2 separate regions of the Homo sapiens genome follow, and region 2 is linked to region 1. A link is an interaction called in ENCODE POLR2A ChIA-PET data of the cell type or tissue named here. Cell type or tissue: GM12878. All regions are shown on one strand. Links, peaks and the distances in the headings refer to the core of each region. The heading gives the core; the rest is flanking DNA.

Evidence for each region. Peaks named below come from ENCODE experiments on the same cell type or tissue, not always from the same donor. Only the 100,000 strongest peaks of a DNase experiment are listed, where the experiment ranks them.
Region 2: POLR2A ChIA-PET joins it to region 1 with 7 read pairs; 4 of 35 experiments call an interaction of 5 or more read pairs at or near these places.

What each region holds. Positions count from the first base shown.
Region 1 is chr14:71,494,050-71,502,387 of GRCh38, forward strand. All of the region lies in intron 2 of SIPA1L1 (signal induced proliferation associated 1 like 1), which reads left to right. Among named protein-coding and RNA genes, the nearest start is that of SNORD56B, 100 kb to the left of the region's middle. In GM12878, for the core only: no CTCF peak of the experiment used is centred there; a DNase peak (open chromatin) is centred at 3,892; H3K4me3 peaks cover 665 bases; H3K27ac peaks cover 4,930 bases.
Region 2 is chr14:71,358,716-71,367,053 of GRCh38, forward strand. The region is part of intron 2 of SIPA1L1 (signal induced proliferation associated 1 like 1); the gene reads left to right. Among named protein-coding and RNA genes, the nearest start is that of SNORD56B, 35 kb to the right of the region's middle. In GM12878, for the core only: no CTCF peak of the experiment used is centred there; a DNase peak (open chromatin) is centred at 4,706; H3K4me3 peaks cover 535 bases; H3K27ac peaks cover 3,404 bases.

The DNA of each region.
Region 1 (8,338 bases), core at 165-8,164:
GCTTTGGAAGGTTATCAGTTTTACACCTTCTTGTCCTATTCAGATGCCTTTAATTTTTGTTCTGTTTTATTTTGTTTTGCCTTCTTGTAACAGTTAGAATCTTCATTGGATTGTTGAATAGAAATGGTGACAGTGGACGTCCTTGTTTTGTTCCTGATGTTAGAGGGAAAGCTTTCAGTCTTTTACTGTTGGTATGATGTTTGTTCAGGCTGAGGAAGTTCCCTTATGTTCCTGGTTTACTAAGGCTTTTTTTCTTTTTCTTTTTAAATCATTAGTGGTGTTGAATTAAATTTTTCAAGTGCTTTTTCTGTATATATTGATATAATCGTGTGGCTTTTTGTCCTTTATTAATATGTTGTATTAAATTAATTGACTTTTGGAGGTTATAATAATTGATTTTTGGATGTTAAACCATACTTGCTAAGATGAATCCCGTTTGGTCATAGTATCTAATTGAGATTTTCTTTTCTTTTCTTTTTTTTTTTTTTTTTGAGACAGGGTCTTACTTACTGTGTCACCCAGGCTGGAGTGCAGTGATATGATCTTGGCTTATTGTAGCCTCATCCTCCTAGGATCAAGCGATCCTCCCGCTTCAGCCTCAATAGTAGCTGGGACTATAGGCACACGCAACCTCATCCAGCTAATTTTTAAAATTTTTTGTAGAGATGGGACCTTACTATATTGCCCAGGCTGGTTACTCCTGCCTCAGCCTCCCGAGTAGCTGGGACTACAGGTGTGCACCACCTTGCCTGGCTACTTTGTGTATTTTTAGTAGAGACAGGGTTTCACCATGTTTAGTCAGGCTGGTCTCAAACTCCTGACCTCGTGATCCACCTGCCTTGGCCTTCCAAAGTGCTGGGATTACAGGCATGAGCCACTGCGCCTGGCTCAGGCTGATCTTGAACTCTCGGGCTCAGTTGATCCTCCCATCTTGGCCTCCTAGAAGTGCTGGAATTACAGGTGGGAGCCACTGCACCCAGACAGAGGATTTTTTAATTGAGAATTTTTGTTTGTAAATTCTTGAGGAATATTGGTTCATTGTTTTCTTATTTTGTAATGCTCTTGTCTGGCTTTAGTATTGTGGTAATATAAAATGAGCTGGGAAGTGTTGTCTCTTTCTCTGTTTTCTAGAAGAGTTCGTGAAGAATTGGCATTGTTTCTTTATGTATCTGATAGAATTCCATGGTGAAGCCATCTAGTCCTGGTATTTTCTTTTTGGGAAGATTTTTAATTAGTAATTCAATTTCTTGTTTTAGGTATATTGAGATTTTCTGTTTCTTCTTGAGTTGGTATTGGTTATTTATGTCTCTCTAGGAATTTGTCCATTTAATCTAATTTGTCTAATTTGATGGCATACTGTTTTTATATTTTCTTTTATATATTTAAAATATATTTATATTTTATACTGTAGGGTCAATAGTGATGCTCCCTCATTTATTCCTGATTTTGGTAATTTTGGGGGGGATAATTTTCTTTTTTTCTTGGTCAATCTAAATAAAGCTTTGTCTATTTTATTTACTTTTTCAAAGAACCAGCTTTTGGTTTTATTGACTTTTACTGTTTTTCTGTTTTCAGTTTCATTGGGTTTTGCTCTAAACTTTAACTTCTTTCTTTTGGCTTGCTTGGGGTTACTTTACTGTTTAGTTTCTTAAAGTGAAGACGATTGAGATCTTTCTTATTTTCTAAAATAGGTTTAAGTTTAAAGCTATAAAATTCTCAGCTGTGAGCAGTGTTTCACACCTGTAATCCCAGCACTTTGAGAGGCCAAGGTGGGAGGATCATTTGAGGCCAGGAGTTCGAGACCAGCCTGGGTAACATAGTGACACTCCATCTCTACAAAAAAAAAAAAAAAAAAAAAAAAAAAGAAGAAGAAAGAAAAAAAGAATCAGTTGGGTTTAATGGCATGTGCCTGTGGTCCCATCTACTTGGGAGGCTGAGTTGGGAGGATTGCTTGAGACTGCTGTAGTTAGCCATGATCTTGCTGCTGCACTCTAGCCTGCAAGATCCTGTCTTAAAAAAAAAGAAAAAAAAAAAAAAAGCTATAAAATTGTCTTTAGCCACAGCTTTAGCTGCATCCCATAAATTTTGACATGTTGTATTTTTGTTTTTATTCAGTTTAAGGTATTTTAAAATTTTGAGCTGGGTGTGGTGGCATATGCCTGTGGTCCCAGCTACTCAAGAAGCTGAAGCAGGAGGATCACTTGCACCAAGGAGTTCAAGGCCAGTCTGGGCAACATAGCGAGGCTCCATGTCTAAAAATAAAAATTGTATTAATGATGATAATAAATATATTTCTTAATTTTGCTTGTGATTTTTTTTTTCTTTGACCCATGGGTTGTTTGGATGTTATTGTTTGATTTTCAAGTATTTGGAGATTTCTCAAATTTCTTTTGATTGTAGATTTTAATTCTTTGTGATCAGCAAACATATTTTATATTATTTCAATCCTTCTAAATTTGAGACTTGTTTTGTGACATTGCAAATGGTCTAACCTGGACCTTAAAAAGAATGTGTATTCTGCTGTTGTTGGATGAAGTTTTCTATAGATGTCAGTTAAGTCAGTATGGTTAATTATACTGTCTAGTGTTTATACCCTTGCTGATGTTTTGTCTGGTTATTCTGTCAATTATTTAGAGTGGAGTTTTGAAGTCTTCAATTATTAATGAATTGTCTCTCTCAGTTCTGTTTCATTTGTTTTGGTGCTCTGTTGTTAGGTTGCATGTAGGTTTTTAATTATTATATTTCACTGATGACCCTTTTATCATTATAAATTGTCCCTCTTTTTCTCCAGTAATGTTTTTATCTTAAACTAAAAAGAGAATCCTTTAAAAATGATCCTGGGCTGGGCGCGGTGGCTCACGCCTGTAATCCCAGCACTTTGGGAGGCCGAGGCAGGAGGATCATGAGGTCAGGGGATTGAGACCATCCTGGCCAACATGGTGAAACCCCACCTCTACTAAAATACAGAAATTAGCTGGGCATGGTGGCGCGTGTCTGTAATCCCAGCTACTCAGGAGGCTGAGGCAGGAGAATCACTTGAACCCAGGAGGCAGAGGTTGCAGTGAGCTGAGATCACGCCACTGCACTCCAGCCTGGGCAACAAGAGCAAAACTCCATCTCAAAAAACAAACAAACAAAAAAACAAAAAAAAAGATCCTACAGTTTTATTTATTTTTATTACAATGGGGTCTTGCTATATTGCCCAGGCTGGTCTTGAACTCCTAGACTCAAGGGATCGTTCTTCCTTGGCCTCCCAGAATGCTGGGGATTACAGATGTGAGCCACCACACCTGGCCCATACCGTTCTAAATGATCATACACATATACAATCCCAGGAATTTAAATACATGTATGGATTTTTGTGACTTTCATTATAATAAAGATTCAGAAGAGTTTTGTAACCCCCTAAAACTCCCTCATGCTACCCCTTTATAGTCACCTCTTTGCCTACCTATAATCTCTGGCAACCACTGATCTGCCATCCATTCCTGTAGTTTTTTCTTTTAAAGAATGTCACTTAACTTAATAAATTGGGATGTTATATAAGTGGAGCCATACAGTATATAATCTTCCAAGACTAGCTGCTTTCACTAAGCTTGCCTTTGAGATTCATCCAAGCTGTTGCATGTATCAGTAGTTGCTTTTTATTTCAGGATATTCCATTGTGTGGATATACCAATTTGCTTATACAATCACCTGTTGAAGGACACTTGAGTTGTTGCCAGTTTTGAGTGATTGTGAATAGAGCTGCTATGAACATTTGTGTCCAGATTTTTCTGTTAATGTAAGCTTTCATTTCTCTAGGATAGATGCCCAGGTGCATGATTTCTGAGTCATAGGGTAAGTGCTTTATGAGAAACTGCCAAACCACTTTCACGAGTGACTGTATCATTTTTCGTTCTCACCAGCAATGTTGGAGAGTTCTCATTTCCCATTCTTGCCACTACATGGTATTGCCAGCATTTTAAATTTTGGCCATTTTAATAGGTGTGAGTGGGATCTTCTTATGACTTTAATTTGCATCTCCCTAATGGCTAATGGTGGTTTCAGACATCTTTCATGTATTTGCTATCTTTGTACCTCTTTGGTGGAGTGTCCTCTTTAAGCTTTAAATTTGCTATGTTAACCTTTTCTGAGAAATCTTATTTTAGGTACACTTAAAAATACAATCTTTTCTTGATAACAAAGTCATTGTATGAACTGTAATTTTCATATGGGTTTGAAATTACAGGGAAGCTAGCAATGACTATTGAGTGGTGTAAGGCTGCTTATGTCTCTTTCAGGCATTCCTTTTCTGCTGTTAGCATGCCTGATTCTGGCAGTGCTTCCACTTCCATTCGGTTTTTGGTTTACTGCTTTTATGAAATGATCATGAATAAGGCTATAAGAATCATGTTTGAAAAAAAATAGTGAAGTGCTTCTCAGTAAATTCCCCAAGAGCTCTTCTCTAAGGAAAGTACATAAACTCTGTAACATCTGTTTTAGTGCTCCTCCAAACTGGGGGCCCTGAAATTCATCTGAGGAGTCTGTGAGTGTGAATCTGTGTGTGCAGTGAGCATTGTCTATGAGCTGAATAAACAGTATTCCATGCAGTACATATTCTACTATTTTCAGAATTATATGGATGCTGTTGAACAATCTTGAGTTTGGGTAGTTTTTGTTTTTTCTTTATGTAATTTGCCTACCAACTCTTTTGCTGCTTTTTCTAGTCCGTGATGTGGTGAGTAGAATTTTTCAGATGGAGCTTTCTTGATAAGTGAGGTATTACTGTTTGTGACTAGTCAGGACAGGATGAAGTAGGCTTTTTGTTTGTGCTGTTTAACCATAGGTTATCAAATGTTCTTTACAAGGCTTATATTAATTTATTAATTTTTGATGATGTAGTATTGCATACTTTTGCTGAAAAGCATTTTGGGAAAATTAGGATACTTCAGATTCTTCAAATGATAGGGTTTATATGATTTGTCATTAACACTAATCTAACAAGTGACAAGAAAAAGTATATTCCTCAAGTTGTTATTGCATAAAAGAAACATTTAAATCATGGTTTGCAGGGTTGATTCTTTCCCACATTCATCAAGTCATTTTGATGCTTTTATTATAAATAAAACTTGATTAGTAGATTGTTAGTTTAATCAAAGATTATAAAAATAGAAAAGGAGGTGGCACGTGCCTGTAGCTACCTGGTAGGGTGAGGTGGGAGGATCACCTGAGCCTGCGGAGGTTGAGGCTGTAGTGGGCTATGATCGTGTCACTGCATTCCAGCCTGGATGACACAGTGAGACCCTGTCTCAAAAATATGTATATATCTATACAGAGAGAGAAAAGGAAACTCTTCCTATGTATGTAATTTATATAAGCACAACATCTGCTTGCGTATTGTTGACCAGATTTTTTCTCAAGTTTTTAAAGTACTTTGCTGCTTTGCATGCCTCATCCTGTCAAGCAAGTTCTTGTTTAAGGAATATGTAATTGTATCATAATATGGTAATTTGTTATGCAAATATCATATCTTAAATTATCAATCTAACAGCTTTATTTTCCTCAGTTATTTTTGGTTCTCATTTCAGGATGTGAAATAGGATAGCAATAGAAATTAGCAAAAGGAAAAAAAAGGTGATTGATGTGCTAAATAATCATTGCCCTAATTTTAGTAATGAGATATTCAGGGGTGTAATTTGTTTTGGGGGGCTTTTTTGATTTGTTTTGTTTCACATTACTTAGATTCTCAGTTTCTTCATGATATTAAAGCAAAACCTGTCTTTAAGAGCCACTGTGCAAAATTGTTTGAATGAGAATAGAAATTTAAAATCGTTTAATTGAGAAGGAGGTCATTGATATGTGTCCCACCAGAAACCAGAGATTCAGTTCCTAACCATTTTTCACTAAAATAAGCCCTAAGGTTCTTTTTTATTGAGCAATTATGCCAAATTTGTTAGAAATTAAAATCTTTGCATAAACTTCTTTAAAATATCTATTATAAACATGCTAATATTAGTTGAATTAGTCTAAACATTCCTTTTTTTGACATTTGGACGTAGTGTTTGAGTGTCATTGAGATTAACTAGATAAAGGAAGACATTGATAAGTTGAACATTAAAATTAAGAATTTCTCTTCAACAAAATAAAAATTAAGAGCAAAAAGGCAAGTTACAGAGTGGGAGGAAATATTTGCAACACATACATCCAACAGAGCACTCATAACCACAATACATAAAGAGCTACAAATCAATAAAAGCGTGACACTCCCTCCCTCTTGCCTTCCCCCAGCCAAAGATCTAAGACTTGAAGAAGCAATTCACAAAAGAAGATGCTCATTTGGACAATAAAATAAGCCTCTTAAAAGGCCCTCAAAATCATATGGTGGAAGCGCAAATTAAAGCCACAGTTGTATTATTATATTCTTACCAGTAGAACAAATGAAAAAGATAACTCCAAGTGTAGAGCAATTGGACAGCTCTGCTCGTGGAAGTATAAATTGCAACTTATACACCCTGCTAGTGGGAGTAAAATTGCTAGAACTTTTGACCCAGCAGTTCCACTACCAGGTGTACAGATACAATGGAAACACACACATCTGTGCCCCAAAGAATATGCCAAAAGTGTTTATAGCAGCATTATTTGTGCTTGCATCAAACTAGAATAGAACAAAATGTTCATCAAAAGTTAGAAGGGGGCAGGGTGCAGTGGCTCACTCCTGTAATCCCAGCACTTTGGGAGGCCAAGGCGGGCGGGTCACCTGAGATCGGGAGTTTGACACCAGCCTGACCAACATGGAGAAACCCCATCTCTACTAAAAATACAAAATTAGCTGGGCATGGTGGCGCATGCCTATAATCTCAGCTACTCAGGAGGCTGAGGTAGCAGAATTGCTTAAACCCGGGAGGCAGAGGTTGCGGTGACCCGAGATCGTGCCATTGCACTCCATCCTGGGCAACAAGAGCGAAACTCCGCCTCCAAAAACAAAACAAAACAAAAACATTAAAAGGTGCCGAGTGCAGCGGCTCAGGCCTGTAATCCCAGTACTTTGGGAGGCCAAGGCAAGAGGATTGCTTCAGCTCAGGAGTTTGAACCAGCCTGGGGAACATAGTTAGACGTCATCTCTATAAAAAATTTTAAAAATTAGCTGGGTGCAGTGGTGTGCATCTGTGGTCCCAGCTACTTGGGGGGCTGAGGTGGGAGGATCGCTTGAGCCCAGGAGTCGAGGCTACAGTGAGCCATGTTGAAGCCACTGCACTCCAGCCTGGGTGACAGAGCGAGACCCTGTCTCAAAAATAAATAAATAAATAAAAATAAATATATATGAAGAAAAAAGATAAATGGTGAAATCCTCTGTAGTATTTTGCTTTCCATAGCAACAAAGATGAAGTTCACAATGTGAAACAAAAGAAGACATAAGAAAGTGTACATATTCTCTGACCCCATTTAAATAAATTGCTTTTCCCATGTTGTAAAGTGACCATACAAAAACAGGCAGAACTAATCTGTGGTGCTGGAAGTCAAAATGGTTGTTAGCACTGGAGGTTACTGAGGACTTATGAGGGTGGCTTCTGAGGTGTTGGTAATGTTCTCTTTCCTGATCGAGTAGTAGTTACAGTGGTCGGTTCAGTTTCTGAAAGTTCTAAAAGATGTACATGTAGAATTTGTACGTTTCAGTTTTTATAAAAGCTTCATTAAAAAATTAATTGAAGTCTGGGCACAGTGGCCTCATGCCTGTAATCCCAGCACATTGGCAGGCCAAGGTGGGAGGATTGCTTGATTTCCAGGAGTTTGAGACCAGCCTGGGTCTCAAACCATGGCGAAACCCCGTCTCTACAAAATAAATAAATAAATAAATAATACAAAAATTAGCTGAGCATGTTGGCATGTGCCTATAGTCCCAACTGTTCGGGAGGCCGCGGTGGGAGGGCCACTTGAACCCGGGAAGTAGAGGCTGCTGTGAACTGCCAGTACACTCTACCCTGGGCGACATAGTAAGACCCTGTTTCCAAAAAAAAAAAAAAAAATCTTCATTGAACATAGCTTTTTTTTTTTTTTCTTCTGTGTGTCATATTGTAGCCTGGTATGCTAACAAGTAATTAGAATTCTTCAGTATTAGCCATGGTTGTTCTTAAAAACCATTTTACCTTCATGGACTGATGCTTTTATTTGGCTATTTTGGTTTTACTATCATGAGAGCCTTTGAGATACTTGAAAAAAAAAAAAAATATATATATATATATATATATATTTGAGACAGAGTCTCGCTGTGTTGCCAGGCTGGAGTGTAACCTCCGCCTCCAGGGTTTAAGTGATTCTCATGCCTCAGCCTCCCGAGTAGCTGAGACTACAGGCACAT
Region 2 (8,338 bases), core at 86-8,085, 140 kb before region 1:
CGGTTCCACAGGCTGTACAGGAAGCATGACAGCTTCTGGGGAGGCCTCAGGAAACTTTTAGTCATGGCAGAGGGAAGCAGGCACGTCTTGCATGGCTGGAGCAGGAGGAAGAGAGAGAGTGGGAAGGTGCTATACACTTTTAGATAACCAGATCTCGTGAGAACTTGAGAACAGCACCAAAGGGATGGTGCTAAATCATTCATGAAGGATCTACCCCTAAAATCCAGTCACCTTGCACCAGGCCCCACCTCTAACACTGGGAATTAAAATTGAACTTGAGATTTGGGTGGGGACACAGATCTAAACCATATCAAGCATGTATCCCCTCTGACCTTATGGTATGGTTTGGTTGTGTACCCACCCAAATCTCATCTTGAATTGAGGTTCTCATATTCCCCACATATTGTGGGAGGGACCCAGTGGGAGGTAACTGAATCATTGGGGCAGGTTTTTCCTGTGCTGTTCTCATGATAGTGAATAAGTCTCATGAGATCTGATGGTTTTATAAAGGGCAGTTCCCCTGCACACGCTCTCTTGCCTGCCGCCATGTAAGATGTCACTTTGCTCTTCCTTCACCTTCCGCCATGATTGTGTGGTCTCCCCAGCCATGTGGAACTGTGAATCCACTAAACCTCTTTTTCTTTATAAATTACCCAGTCTCGGGTATGTCATTATTAGCAGCATGAGAACAGACTAATACACCTTATATGTACATCTCCTCCATATAATTTGTCTATTATGGTTTCTATTTATGGTGTGTCATCTTCTTCAGTAGAGCATATGAAGGCAGGGACTTTTGTCTGTTTATATATCCCCAGGATGAAAAATAAAAAGTGCCTGCCACATAGTAGATAATAAATGTGTTGAATGAATGAACTTGGCAAAAGCAGCTGCTTTTTGGGATTCCTACTGGTAAAATGACAGATTCTCAGTCCTACTGGTTGTTTTTTTAATTGACTTAATTGAGGATGGCAAAATCATCAGTTGGTATATAAAGAAAGTAAGTGCATGAGTTGTGTTGTATACAGTTTTCTGGAACCTCCTTGCTTGTTTGGCAATAAACAGGGAACTCAGATTCAGATGAAGAGTCATGAGATTATGCAGATATTATCAATGGAACTGGTTCTTTAGATCTTAAAATCGAGAGTACTAAATGATAAAAATGCATACAGAGATTCTCAGATACAGACTTGGACATGTAGCTGATTTTTAACATAAGTGGTTTAAAAGGTTTTTGTTGTCAACATTGTGGCCCAAAAAGTTGAGTTTCAGGGTATGAGGGTACTGTGGTGATGGAGGATGGATGAGGAAGGAAGTGAAGGCATCAAGATCTCCCATCTTGTGAGAGTTGAACAGTGCTTCGGGGTCATCTAGATGTGAGAGTACATTTCTACTAATCTAAACTTTTTACAAAATGCTAAAACATGAGACAAAGCGATAACATTTAATGAAGATAAAGCTTATAATGTTCTAAAGGTTTCAGATAAGCTGATGGTAGTCTTCTATTGAGTTCTAGGGCGTAAGGTAGTTTATGAATGGTTATTTTTATTATCTAAAGATATATTTGACCTTTAGAATTCAGTGACAATAAAGATGATAGATAATGTCTTAGGAAGATATTAAGAAACCTAGAAAATACTATAGAAATCAGATATGCCAACTTTTTATATGAGCCTAAGTCCAAAGCTTACACGACCTGCCCAGTATCTATCACACAGCTAGTTAACGGCAGAGTTGGGATGAATTTTTGTCACAGATTTTCACTGAAGTATCAATAGGAGACGAATGTACAAGCCTCTCTTTGGAGATAACCCAGGGAGCAATTACGAACTTGTTTTGAGGTCTGCATTTTATCTTAAAAATTTCAAAAGTCACGCAGTTATTTCATCCTATACAAAGTATTTATGTCTTTCTCTTTTTATGTGTGTAAGTATGTGCATTATTTTAGTCTTGCAAAAATGTGCTTACTTGAGGAATTGCCTTTTGGAAGTTGAGAAAATGAACAGAATGAGAGATCACTGTTGATTATTGTCTTAGAAGAAGTGTCAGCAAATCAAAGTTTTAAAGAAACTGAAATGAGGAAATGTATCTACTTGATCTGTTCTAAAATTACATTAGAGGAAATTAATGATAGCACAGTGAAAAAAACTTAGAAAATATTTTAAACCTTAAGAAAGGATTGTTATTTATGCCATTCTTCGTAAGGGTAGTAAGACATCATATTTTGTGTCTTTTTCCTAGATGTACTGGTTTTGGCAGCAGTTTTTGAAAAGAGAGATGATTTGTATATATAGTTTATATATATTTTTTTTTCCTGAGGATAAAATTATACTGGTATGGAGAAAGACAGCAAACCTCACTGTACCCTTCCCCCTTCACTAGGGATATGATAAAGGTTTTTACTTCTTAATCTTTTATGTAAATTTTGCTTTTGCAGCACATGGTTAAATGAGATATTGATCATGCAACTGAGTTGTAACTCAATTTTAGTATACTCCAAAATGTAGTTTTCACAGTTGATAAGAAAGCAGGTGTACTATTAGGAGCACTGGGCTGGCAGTCAGGAGGTTTTGACTTAATTTTATTGGTAAAATTAAGAGTATTACAGTGGTAATGGGGTATTGGGTCTTTTTTGGCTCTACAAGCTTATGGTCTGTATTTGTTCATGATATGCTTAGTGCTTCCATACATATACTTTCTAAAATTCACATTTACAAATAGTGTGTGTGTATTTCACATTTCAGTGGCTCCATGTAACAACAGTTCCCTTGAGATGGCTATCTGAGAACCTGGGCCCCTCACTTTATCCTGGTCAACGGGTTTTCCTGTGTGACTACCAGATAAGTCATTACGTAAGAACTTGCTGTGCAGTCACTGGTGGCCTATCAAGGGCCTTTTTCTACTACGTGGGGTGAACTGTATGAGCCTTTTAGCAGTTTTTGAGAAAAAAGCCTCCTGAGACCTTAGGATTTTTAAGTGGGCCTGGAATCTTTAGGAACTGGACAGTAGCTACCCCTGAGCAGTTTGCCATGTGGGGTCCTTACATCACCATTGGAAGCAGCTGCCTGAATTTTTATTGTCTTGCACTAGCAGGTTTTCCAGTGCTTTAAGGATTTAAGATTCAGTTGGGCAGCAGTGTATGCACAATTGTTTTACCATGCTAGTATCATGTACTAGTGGTCTTTTCTCACTGAAGGCATACTGTTGCGTGTGATATTTTCAGTTAAATGCGTCACACTAGCTAATTTAGTAGCTTTAGGTGGACACGCAGACATACCCTACAGAAATATTGGGTTCATACTCCATTCTGGTGGAGTCACATGTTTAGAAGTTCACATGTGGTCTCTGTTGGCGGCCCGTCATGGCAAATGGTGAGTGCCATGTGGCTGGGGAAGAGATGCTGCTGTGTTCAAGGAGCCGGCATGTGTGTTGCCACTGGAGTTTCGTACTTGAGAGATGAGTTTGCTGTTTTTTTAGAAATCAGCTCCACAATCAGAGATAGTTTTAATGCCCTTGAATTATTTTGTGATTTAGCTCGTACTATTTATCACATCTTTTGGATTTGAAGTTTTAAAAAATGGGCAGTTTGATCAAGTATGGTGTAGATAGAATAAACCAAAGGTTCCCTGTGAAAGACTTCCTTTGAGGCTAGAGAAAGCCTTTATTCCTCTTTCATTCCACTAAGGTATGGCAGTGTTAAAGCAGATGGAAGGCTGGGGTTTGAGCTGAAGTTGTGTGAAAGCTTCACCAGCCAATTGGCTGACTCTAATGGTGAGACAGGAAGAACCACCCACGTTTTCCATTTTGGATTTGAGTCACAGAAAACAGGTTTCCTGCAGAAACCATTTGGCTTTAACAAATTTACGGAAATTTCATCTTTGATCAAATTGATATTTTTATCTGCATTGTACATGTATCTCAAATTAATTATTTCCCCCTTTTCAATCTTTGCATGTATTTCAGATGAATTATTTCCCCCTTTTCAATCTTTAGGTGAAATTTCCAATTAAAATATCCTGTAGTGTTGACTGTAGTCTAATTTCCAAGATTTTTATGAAAAGTAGAATCAAAGGACTATACTTTCAGGTAACGATGTAATTTCACTTTATCTTAATAATTCACAGATACTTTTGCAGGAGTCTGGAGTTTCTCAGGCTTCTGTAATAGAAGTATAGGTGAATTTTTTGAAAAGTGGCAACTTGAATTCTCCAGACAGATTTCCATCTGTTTGGTATTAGCTGAGGTGTTAGTGGGGTTGGTTACTTAAAACAATTAGAGAAGCAATATGTAATGGCAGTTACGTGTGCACACACACGCACACTCACAGTCTCACTCATTTAAAATGGCTTGTAAAACTGTATTTACCTTTTTTGGGAAAGGGATTATCCTTTCTTCTAATACTTATCACCTTCATCCAGTGATTGATTGATCAAGCTGTCATCAGTCAATCTGTTTTCTGTTTGCTTAAAGCTTAAAGACATGGATGGTTTTAAGAATAATTTCTCTACCTCTCTGTGGCATACCAAAGTACTATAATAGTTCTGGGTATGAGAAGACTGTAGAAAAAGATCTGTACTTGAAATAATTTGGAATTTACAGAGCTTGTATTTAGAAATGAGTTTTCCCTAGGAGGAAAGGGAACTATGCCAAACAAAGACAGAAACAACGTAATCACCCTCCCCTCCCATCCAGAAAACCACATTGCATAGAAAAAATTGTGCTGAGTTGAGATTGTCATAGTGTTTCTGGATACAAGTGAAAACATATTTTAGAGAAGTAACACATTGGCTTTTTAAACAACTACCTAATTTGCCTAATTGATCATGAGGTACTGAATCACTTATAAGTTAGTTTTTGAGCCTCTTTAGGATGCTTAATTTTCAAGCTCAAAATGTGTAAAGGTCAATTTTAAATGATTGTCATCTTTTGAAGAAGGACATTGGCAACTGAGTAAATAATCCACAAATCACTGATTAGTAATGTGTTGTAGGATGACTCCTATAGCAGATTTTATTTCCTAACTATATTACCAGTTAACAGAAATTAGTTTGCAAAACTTGAATGCACCAGCAAAGTGTCAGCCCAGAAACAGGCTTGGGATTTATAACAAGGTACAGATGATGTGTGGACCTATTTTCTTTCTAGTCCCGGGATCAGCCTTAATCAGATCCTGTAATTACTTCTTTACTAGTTTCCCTCCATCAGTTCTTCTTTCCTGTTTCCCTTGCTAGAACACTTCAGGGCCTCCTCCTTATCTACAGCAGTGGTTCTGAAACTCTCTTGGTCTCAGAAACCTTTTACGCTGTTAAAAAATTATTGGGGACTCAGGAGAGTTTTTGTTTATGTCTGTTACATTCATGACTATTTACTGTATTAGAAGTATTAAAATGGAGAAAATATAAAACCTAAGAATATACAAGCACACATTCCTTAGTTGCAGAATGATGGCATCATCACAGTCATGTGGCTTCTGGCAAACACTGTACTCTTAACGGGAGTGAAAAAGGCAAGTGACGTTATTTTTGAAAGTTAGATTTATCAAGGTTTAATTCATATTCAGGGAAACCCACCCTTTTTAATGTAAACACATATGGTTGTAAATACAGTGCAGATATGAAACATTTCCATCTTTCCCAAATGTTCCCCTCCCCAACCCCTGCACCCTCTGACCTATTTTCTCTTCCCACCCTTAGTCTGGCCGTTTCATGACTGTCGTATAAATGGAATTATACAGTATATAGCCTTTTGAATCTGGCTACTTTCATTTAACATAAGACATTTGAGATTCAGTTGTGTTGTGTGTGTCACTAATTTATTTTTATTGCTGAGTCCTGTCCCAGTATATGAATATATCACAGTTTGTGCACTTACCAGTTAAAGGATATTTGGGTTGTTTCTAATTTTTGGTGATTATGTGTCTTGGTTTTATTATTAACATAATTATGACCTTGCAGACTCCTCAGAGCCCTGAGACCTCTTGCTGAGAACCTCTGGCCTACAGCACATCATCTGCATATTCCAGCAGAACATCAATTTTTTTTTTTTTTTGAGACAGAGTCTCACTGTGTAGCCAAGGCTGGAGTGCAGTAGTGCGATCTTGGCTCACTGCAACCTCTGCCTCCTGGGCTCAAGCGATTCTCATGCCTCAGCCTCCCCAGTAGCCAGGACTACAGGCGCATGCCACCACACCCAGCTAATTTTTGTATTTTTAGTAGAGGATGGGTTTCACCCATGTTGGCCAGGCTGGTCTCGAATTCCTGGCTTCAAGTGATGCACCTGCCTTAGCTTCCCAAAGTGCTGGGATTACAGGCATGAGCCACCATGCTAGGCCAATTTTTTTTTTTCTTGTTGCCCAGGCTGGAGTGTAGTAGTGCGATCACGGCTCACTGCAGCCTTGACCTTTTGGGCTCAAGCCATCCTCCCATCTCAGCCTGCTGAGTAGCTGGGACCACATCACATGCCTGGCTAATTTATTTTTTTGTAGAAACAGGGTCTCACATGTTGCACAGGCTAGTCTTGAACTCCTGGGCTCAAGCAATCCTCCTGCCTCAGCCTCCCAAAGTGCCCCAGCTCATCCCATTACAGGCATGAGCCACCCTGCTGGGCCTAGAACATCTTGAATTACTTGCCTACCTATGCTGTGCCCCACTGTCGATAATGCCAAAATCTAGCTCAAGAGTCTCCTCTGCACGGCCTTTTCAAAGCCCTCTTTCCACTATTGCCCGTAGGCACTTTGAGACCCTGAGGTTATTAGTCATGACTGCCTTTGTGTCGTCTGTGTGCCTTTTCTCACTGCTCAGTAGTTGTTTGATGACATGGTAGTTTCTCAGCTTCTCTCTATCCCAGTGGAGCATACAAGTTTAGTACATGTTTAAATTAATAAATAATAATTCCTTTGCATTTCTAAGGCATTTTGTTGTTTATATATTATTGCATTCTTCCTTCAACTATGTGAAGTATGTAGCACACATGGTTTTTAACATTTTTTATTTTTATCAGGCAAGGCTATTAAGTATTTTTTTTTTTTTTTAGCAGGGTCTGGCTCTGTCACCCAGGCTGTCGTGCAGTGCTGAGATCTTGGCTCACTGCAACCTCTACCTCCCTGGCTCAAGCCATCCTCCTACCTCAGCCTCCTGAGTAGCTGGGACTACAGTTGTCTGCCAACATGCCTGGTTAATTTTTTTTTTTTTTTAAGAGATGGGGTTTTGCCATCTTGCCCAGGCTGGTCTTGAACTCTTGGGCTCAAGCCGTCCTCCTGCCTCTGCCTTCCAAAGTGCTGGGATTACAGGCATGAGCCACTGTGCCTGGCCAAGGCTACTAAGTCTTAAAGCTGTGGTTCTTGAATAACCTGGGGAGCTTTTAATAGAAGTCCTGATAGCCCAGACCAATTAAGTCTTAATCTCTAGAGGTCAGGCCTGGGTAGTTAGTATTTTTTAAAAGCATCACTGTTGAATCTGTTGTGCAGCTACAGATAATTACTGTTGTGGAGTTTGACTTATCATGAAGTCTTAGTGGTGGTGTAGTCAAGACTAGAATCCAGGTCTTTTGACTCCTATTCTACTGCCTTTTCCTCTGCACTTTGAACTTTCACAGGAACCAGAAGCACTGCAGAGAGAGAGAATGCCTTGGTATAGATGCCAGTGTTTTCAGTTTTTGGAGGTGCTGTAGTATAAACATTGAATTTAGAGTTGGGACCATGTTTCTGTTTTGGCTCTGCATTTATTATTTTATTTTATTTTTGAGATGGAGCTCGCTCTGACGCCCAGGCTGGAGTGCAGTGGCGTGATCTCTCACTGCAAACTCCGTCTCCTGGGTTCACACCATTCTCCTGCCTCAGCCTCTCGAGTAGCTGGGACTACAGGCGCCCGCCACCATGCCTGGCTAATTTTGTTTTTGTATTTTTAGCAGAGATGGGTTTCACTGTGTTAGCCAAGATGGTATCCATCTCCTGATCTCGTGATCCACCCGCCTCGGCCTCCCAAAGTGCTGGGATTACAGGCGTGTGGCTCTGCATTTATTAACTGTGGATTAATAACTACTTGAGTCTGTTCTCTCTTTAAAAGTAAGGACACTACTGTAATTTCTAAAGCTTATTGTGGGGATCAAGTTAAGTAATATGTTAAAGGATTTTTGTAAAGTATAAAGTGCTTTTTAAAACTTATTTTTACTCAGTTTTAACCTAGTGCGTTTATTAGCTTGCTTTTCTTGGGATCTATAAGTTACACAAGAAATATATAAATATGGTCTCACAGAAATCGTCAAATAACACAAAATTATGCAGAATAATGCCCAGAGGTCACTGTTAGTTGCATACTTTTAATCCTTTGGTATGCATGTA